2 separate regions of the Homo sapiens genome follow, and region 2 is linked to region 1. A link is an interaction called in ENCODE POLR2A ChIA-PET data of the cell type or tissue named here. Cell type or tissue: MCF 10A. All regions are shown on one strand.

The links. ChIA-PET counts read pairs that join two places held together with the same protein. Peaks named below come from ENCODE experiments on the same cell type or tissue, not always from the same donor. Only the 100,000 strongest peaks of a DNase experiment are listed, where the experiment ranks them.
Region 2: POLR2A ChIA-PET joins it to region 1 with 5 read pairs; 3 of 35 experiments call an interaction of 5 or more read pairs at or near these places.

The regions. Positions count from the first base shown.
Region 1 is chr2:186,420,001-186,424,000 of GRCh38, reverse strand. No RefSeq gene overlaps it. Among named protein-coding and RNA genes, the nearest start is that of ZC3H15, 64 kb to the left of the region's middle. In MCF 10A, no CTCF peak of the experiment used is centred here; a DNase peak (open chromatin) is centred at 1,570.
Region 2 is chr2:186,573,794-186,577,793 of GRCh38, reverse strand. It overlaps LOC124906105 (a long non-coding RNA gene), which reads left to right. Exons shown (of 2, transcript XR_007087465.1): 2 at 1-56. Among named protein-coding and RNA genes, the nearest start is that of ITGAV, 14 kb to the left of the region's middle. In MCF 10A, no CTCF peak of the experiment used is centred here; a DNase peak (open chromatin) is centred at 2,283.

The sequences.
Region 1 (4,000 bases):
TGTCCAGCTTTGAGATCCCTGCATGTGGGGTAGAGTTTCTGGCATGCTGATCAATTCCCACTTTAAGCATCTGTGCCTCTGTGCCTCTGTGCCTCACTGTATGAAGGATTTATCTGGCACCATAGAAACTTACCATGCACAGTGACAACCTAGAAGAGTGAGAGAGAGCCTCAGCCAACAGGGGACCAGAGTCAGTGGATAAGATGCTTGAGGCTTTCCATCTACCAGTGAGATAAATATGAAGCATGTTTCATATGGTTCTCAGAGGGTTCACAGTGGGATTTAGCCCCAGTGCCCACAGTACTCTGCTCGTTAACGTACTGTTTATATTGGCCTTTCTCCATTCCCCATCTCACATATACTTCCTGGAATCACATCAAATAAACTGCACCTAAGGTCTTCTATCTAGGTCAGCTTTTGGGGGACCCAAAAGAAGACACATATCTAATATAGCTTATCTCACATTGCTTTAAACCTTTGTGCTTATGTCTATGTCTTCCACTAGATTATGAGACTCCTAAGGGACTATAGTAGGTAGAATTTTAGATGGCTCCTAAGATTCCTGCTTCCTGGTACACATGCTCTGAATAATCTCCCCTTGAGTGTGAGAAGGACTTTTGAATATGATATAGTCACTCTTTTGATTAGGCTACAATATATGGCAAAGATAATGATTGTTACTTTATACACAATTTAGCTGACTAAAGTCAGAGATTCCCCTGCTGACCTTGAAAAAGCAAGTCACCCTTCAGTATAATAATAATAAAATCAAAAAAAAAAAAAAAGAAAAAGCAAGTCACCATGAATTCAACAGGTGCAAAGAAATAAATTCTGTCAACAATCAAGTGACTTTGGAAGAGGTTCCTGAGCCTCAGATGAGACCCCAGCCTGGCCAACACTTTGAAGCCTTGTGAGAATGACCATCCAACTAAGCCTTGCCCTGACTCCTGACCCACGGAAACTGTGCGATAATAAATGTATATTGTTTTAAGCTATGACGTTTGGGATAATTTCTTACATCATAGACAACTATTGCAGCCATTTGTTATTCTTTTAAAAATTAATATGAACTATTTCAAATATATAGAAAGTAGTAAAGAATAGTATAAATAGTATCATGTATCCAGTATGAAGAAATAGGGTATTACAAGTAATGTTGAAAGTTGTTGTATAGCCTTTTCTAATTCTGCTTTCCTTAATTCTTCCTGAGATGCAACCCACTGTAATGAAGGTGTTGATTAGCATTTATGTGCATTTTTAGAACAGAAATTCGCTATATGTATGTATGTCTAAAAGCAACATATAATATCATTTATTTCTGTTTGATTTCTCCTCTATTAGAAATAGATTAAAATGCTTTCATTATCATTGTTTCCTGTTAATTTTTTTTGTATCATCGTCCAGTTTTACATTATGAATTTTAACATTTTGTTAGTTGCTGTGACAGAGACATTTAATATTACTGAATAAGCATGTGCGTCATCACATCTGTCAGCTCCCTAGCAGTTGGGTCATGCCATGTGACAAGTTCTGGCCAACTGGTTGGCAGTTGGCAACCAAGGAACTGTATGTTGAGATGATTGAGCCACAAGTTTGAAACTGCCAGGACTTCTGAGTCACCACATGGAAAACTGCTCGTCTGCAGAGTTATAAAATTTGGCTAGGACTTCATGTGAGTGAGAAATAAAGCCTTTGTTTGTGAAGCCAGTATAACTTATTATGTAGCATAGCCTACAATATTCTGTCTGATGTAGAAAAATACAAGTTCATGTTATTTTATGCTGATGTTATTGTGTTCCTTTAATAATTTATCCTTGTTAAACCCTTTGCCTCATATTTTACTTGATAATTTTTGATCATCCCATTATTTTCAACCTTCGTTTTATTTAAGACTTGTAACTAGGCTATAGCTGGGTGTATCTTAAAAATCAAATCTAATAGTTTTTTTCTTCTTTTAGGTATTTTAATCCATTTACATTTTTGGAATTACTAATAGATTTACTTAGACTTGTTTCTGTGGTTTTATTATTATCAAGATTTTAGTTCCAATTTTTAAAAAACAACCATCATTAGCTGTCATTTGATATTATAGTCAGTAGTTGGTACAATTTGTTAGCTTATTGTTAAAAAATTGTTTTCTGTATTTAGTGTTGTTTTATTCCAGCCCCTTATTTAAAAGGCTTTTCCCTCTGAGCTCATCATTGATCTGGATGAGGTGCATACTCTTTTAACAGTGTTTATTACATGTGTATGCGAAGGTCTGTAGATAATACGCTCCATTAAACTCTTTTGCATATGAAAATGTCTTTATTTCGCCTTTACCTTTGAATGATGTGTATAGCATTCAGTTATTTTTCTAAAATGTTTTGCTGATATTACTTTACAAACTTCTGGTAGCTATAATTGCTGTGGATAAGTCAGCTTTTAGCTGAACTGTCATTCCTTTGTAGATAGTCTTTAACTTATTCTGAGGTTTTTCTTTATCAGGAAGTTCTGAAATTTCACTATAATACATCTATTTTTTAACATCATATTTGAATTTAATTTTTGATCTGGGAGTTTCAGTTTTTAATTCTTGAATATTCTTAATCATTGCCTCTTCACCATTCCTTCCGTTTTTTTTTTTTTTTTTCTGAACCTCTCACTAAACACACCTGAGGTCACTCTCAAATCTGTTTTTCTTGTTCCTTGTTTGCTCTTTATTTTCATTATCTTTCCAAGTTCTGGGTGAATTCCCCACTACTAATTGTCTCTTTGTCTGAGTTTATTTTTAAGTTTGATTGCATTTTTTATTTCAATGACTATATTTCAACTTTGAAAGCATTTAATTAATTCTTTTTCATATCTATTTGGTTGTTTCAGCTGTATCTTATTTTGTTTTATAATTTGTTATTTTTGTATGAGATTATTTCTGTGTTAATCTCTGTGAATGCATTGTTTCACAGATAAAGGTTCTAAGAATTTATTTTCCTTGCAATAATTTATTTTGCAATTGTGGATTTTGTTTTCTATTTTCCTTAAATATTTCTTCATATGTTTTAGAATATTTTGAGGTTTTTTTTTTGAGATAGAAAGTATTTGTTCCTCTTTCTCTTTTTAAAATTCATTGAAGTTCACCTAACAAAATCAACCATTTTAACGTGAGCAATCCAGTGGTATTTAGTACATTCACCATGTTTTATAATCACCACCTCCATCTAGTTATATAACATTTCCACCTCTCCAAAAGATAATCTCATATCCATTAAGCATTTTATCCCCGTTTCCTCTCCTCTGAGTCCCTGACAATCATCAGTTTGCATTCTGTCTCTATACATACAGCTATTCTGAATATTTCATGCAAACAAAGGCATTACAAAATGTGACCTTTTGTGTCTGGCTTCTTTCACTTAGCATTATGTTTTTGAGGTTCATCAACGTTATAGTATGTATCAGTACTTCATTTCTTTTTATGTATGGGTAGTATTCCATTGTATGTACAGACCACAGTTTGTTTATCCATTCATCTGATGATGGACATCTGAGCTGTTTCCACCTTTTGGCTACTGCAAATAGTGCTTCTGTGAATAAACATGTGCATGCACTTGAGTACCTGTTTTCAATTCTTGGGTAAATACCTAGTTTACACCTGGGAGTGGAATTGTGGGGCATAGTAGGGTTTTTCCCTGCAATAAACTGTTATTTAAGAACAGTTCTAGATTTACATAAAATATATGAAGATTGATACAGAATCCCATATATGCCATATCCAGTTTCCAGGGTTACTAACATCTTACATTAGTATGGTACATTTGTTACAATTAATGACACAACATTGATATATACATATAAACTGAAGTCCATACTTTATTCAAATGTCCTAGTTAGGTTTTTACCTAATGCCTTTACTTTGCTCCAGAATCCCATGCAGTATATACCACATTATAGTTTGTCATCCTGTCCTTTAGGTTCCTCTTGGCTGTGACAGTTTTTTTTGAAGATTAATTGATTTCCTCATTTT
Region 2 (4,000 bases), 150 kb before region 1:
CTGCAGCTATGATGAGGGCATACAAATAAATAAAAGACTTGGTCATTTCCCTCAGACACATTCATTTTCATCTTTCTATAGTGGTTTCAGCATATTCACCTACAATTTATATGGTTCTCCACTCAAATAAACCTCCCCGAGCATCTGCCTTCCCTATTCTCCTTTCCCTTCCTTTCATAATGCTCAAAAAACATCTGCACACTTTTTATCCCACTTCTGCCTCAACTCAGCTGCATTTTTGCTATGTAGCCAATATCAAGACTTTAACCCATATCAATTCCAGTCAAAGTCTCCACCAAGCCCATTTCCGCAGAGGGCTGTGCTATTTTGCTCCCCAATCAACTCCCTCTCCAATAATCCATGTTAGATAAGTGAGGAAGAATAGAAATAATCTTTTCAATTTCCATTTTATAATAAGATATATATATAAACAAAAATGCTCTGTTGGTACCTGGGACACTGCGTATGGTGACGATGATACAAATGTGCACTTGCTCCAGCAGCATCATTTGCAGGAGTAATGCACAGCTATGTGGCCACCTACCTCAAGCCTCCTCTGTGCTGAAGAAAATCTTGCTAGGGGGTGTATCTCAAAAGGTGGTCTGAGGACCACTGCCATCTGGGGTCTTTGTATAAAAAGTGGGTTGCCAGGCCTAGCTAAATCAGGATTTCTGGGGTGGAGACGAGACCTGAGTTTTTTTTTTTTAGAATTTATTTTGGGGCGTTTTAGTGAAACTAAACTTAGTGAAGTTTGAGCATTCCATCTTTTTAGTTACCTATTGCTACATATCAACTCCTCCCCCCGACAACCCCAGTAGCTTTAGACAATGATTTCTTATTTATCATGATTCTGTGTGGGTTCACTAGCAGTTTCTCTTTTGGCATCTCCTGGGCTCACTCAAGCATCATCATTCTGGTAAAGGCACGGCTAGACTGGAAGGTCCAAAATAGCCTCATACATGTATTTGGCAATGCTGCTGGCTGTTAGCAGCAGAGCATCTCAGTTCTTCTTGTGACCTCTCATCCTCCAGTCAGCTGAAGCAGCTTCTCAGGGCAATGCTCCAAGACAGCAAAGGTGGAAGCTGCAAGCTTTCCTGAGGCCTAGGCTTGCTTGTACAACATCATTTCTGCCACATTTTGTTGGGTCAGAGCAAGCGAGATGGCCAGACCAAGTTCAAAGCAGAGAAAAAATAGATTTCATTTCTTGATAGATTCAGTCACAAAGCATTTTGTGGCTGTATTTATTTTTCCTGTACACCATAGTTCTTAATACTTAGTCCCTTCTCCATCATGTCTGCAGGGATTGTTGTGTTTATGAAACTTCTGGGATATGCTTTTTATGGGCTTTGCTTTGAAATGAAAATTTCTGTCAGTATTTGCTAGAAACAGGTTGTTTTGCTTTCCAGTCCTAAAACCAGGATTGTTAATATCATGGCTAATAGTTATTAAATATAAGGGTCCAACCTCCGTCGAAAAGATTCAGAAGCTCAAAAGAAAAAAAAAAAAAAAGAGTTGGTATCTAACTTCCATTTTGGACCTACTCAAAAACAACTATGGACTTATTTAAGAAAAAAATTATTAATACAACAGAATTGCACATATCCACAATTATTTTGTTCAGGTTTTTCCCATCAAAACCTTTTCAAATATGAAAAAATCAGAATTGGCTAAGTAAATTTAGTTTCCTCTTCTACCAGGCTTGCAAAGGGAGGGCTTCCACCCAAGCCACACCTACATCTCTGCTCCAAGAATTTGCTACTGTATACACAAGCTACATGGAATATTGAGAAAACTGATTTAAAATGTATTCTTGGAAAGTGGCCTCTGAGAGGACTTAAATAGCAGTTAATTCTTCAGAAAAATGCCAAACCCTGAGTGCCACCATGGGCAAGTCAGCTATCTCAGTCTTTCCTCCTAAAGTGAGCGTTGAATTTTATACTCTGTACCCAACTGACTTCAATCCATCTTTATTCTCTCTACCATTTTCATATTTAAATAAAACCTTTTGCTCTTATCAAAAATCACTTTTTAGGACAAGCTATGGTAAAAGAGGAAACCACGAAAATCTCATTTAATCAACTGAAAGAAAATATACAATTAATTTGCCTGTTGCCTTAAGTTGAAGTGTTTTAATACATTCTCCTGTATTTAACGTTTGCTTATATATTTTTTTCCCTTTTGGTTTATTCTAAGGCAAAAGTTTGCCAAGAACTATGTCCTCCTGAGTCAGCAAGTAAATTTCCCACTTAGATGAGTCACCAGCCTGGCTTCCCTAAGTCAGAGTCCTGTGTCTGGGCTAGATGAGAAACAACATTACAGGCAATCAGTCTAGACAGCTTAGGGGCAGCCACTTGGCCATTTATGGTATCATTTCCTTTTTTTTTTTCAACTAGGAGAGCCTAGAGAGCAAAGAGAGGCTCCTGGGAATATATGTAGGGTTGCCAAATTTAGCAGATAAAAATACAGGATGTCCAGTTAAATTTGTATTTCAAATCAACAATGAATACTTTTTTAGTATACATATGCCCTGTGCAATATTTGGAACATACTTTCACTAAAAATAAAAAAAAAAATCACTTATCTGAAATTCACATGTAATTGACTAGCCTATATTTTATCTGGCAACCCTACATATTTGGATCTCATCTCACATCAATCACCTTTTATCATGCTACAGAATGTCACAGATGAAAGTCTTTTCTCCTGCGTTTTAGAGAATGAAAGTTGAGTTATTTTTCTTTCATCTTTTATTAACTATGGAATTACTATCTAACATCAGAGAAAGAAAAAATGATCAGTGACAAGAATTCCTTAGAGCCATGCTTCTCAGACATGAATGTACATATAAACCAAACCACATGGGAACCTTGGAAAAATCCAGATTCTAATTCATCAGCCCGAGGTGAGGCCTGACATTCTGCATCTGTAAAAAGCTCTCAGGTAATAACAATGCCGCTGGTCCATGGACCATACTGGTCAGTAGCGAGGGTTTTAGTGTTTCTCACATTTCGCTGTACATTAGAAAAATCTGGGGAGCTTTTAAAACTCTTGATGCCCAGGCTGCATCTCACCTAATAAAATCCAAATCTCTGGGAGTGGGAGCCAGGTGTCAGTAATTTTTTTTTTAAAGCACCTCAGTTGTTTCCTATGCACAACCAATGTTAAGACCTGCTATCTTTGGCTGGGCAAGGTGGCTCACGCCTGTAATCCCAGCACTTTGGGAGGCCAAGGCAGGCAGATCACGAGGTCAGGAGATCAAGACCATCCTGGCTAACACAGTGAAACCCCATCTCTACTGAAAATACAAAAAATTAGCTGGGCGTGGTGGCGGGCGCCTGTAGTCCTAGCTACTCGGGAGGCTGAGGCAGGAGAATGGCGTGAACTTGGGAGGTGGAGCTTGCAGTGAGCTGAGATCGCGCCACTGCACTCCAGCCTGGGCCACAGAGTGAGACTCCGTCTCAAAAAAACAAAAAACAAAAAACAAAGAACAAAGACCTGCTATCTTTGGCCAACCAGTTCACTGCAACACTGGTTAATATTTATTGTTATCTCCTTAGTGGGAGGCAATCCCTTAAAAAAAAAAAAAAAGAGCACTCTGGTTGTTACATAGTAACTGTAATCTTTGTTTTAATTTTTTTTATTTTTAACTTTCGTGGATACATAGTATATATATATATTTATGGGATAAGTAACTATAATCTCCAGAGGCTGAAGTTGAAGGATCTCCACTGCAAGTCTTTTCAGTGTGTCCACTTTCAGTTATGCTTTCTAAGCAATTGAGAAAAGCAATAGATTTTTTTTTCTTTGCTTAAGCTCAGTGGCAAGAAAGCAATAGATTTTTATTATTTCAACTGTTATAATAAATATTTTTCACTAAATATTTTCCAAATTCAGAAATTTTATATCTGTGACACCAAGATTGTTGGAAAGTACTTTTTCCATGATTCTAAAATAATTTATTTTTCTTAATGTTTCTAATAGAAACCAAACAGCCACCACC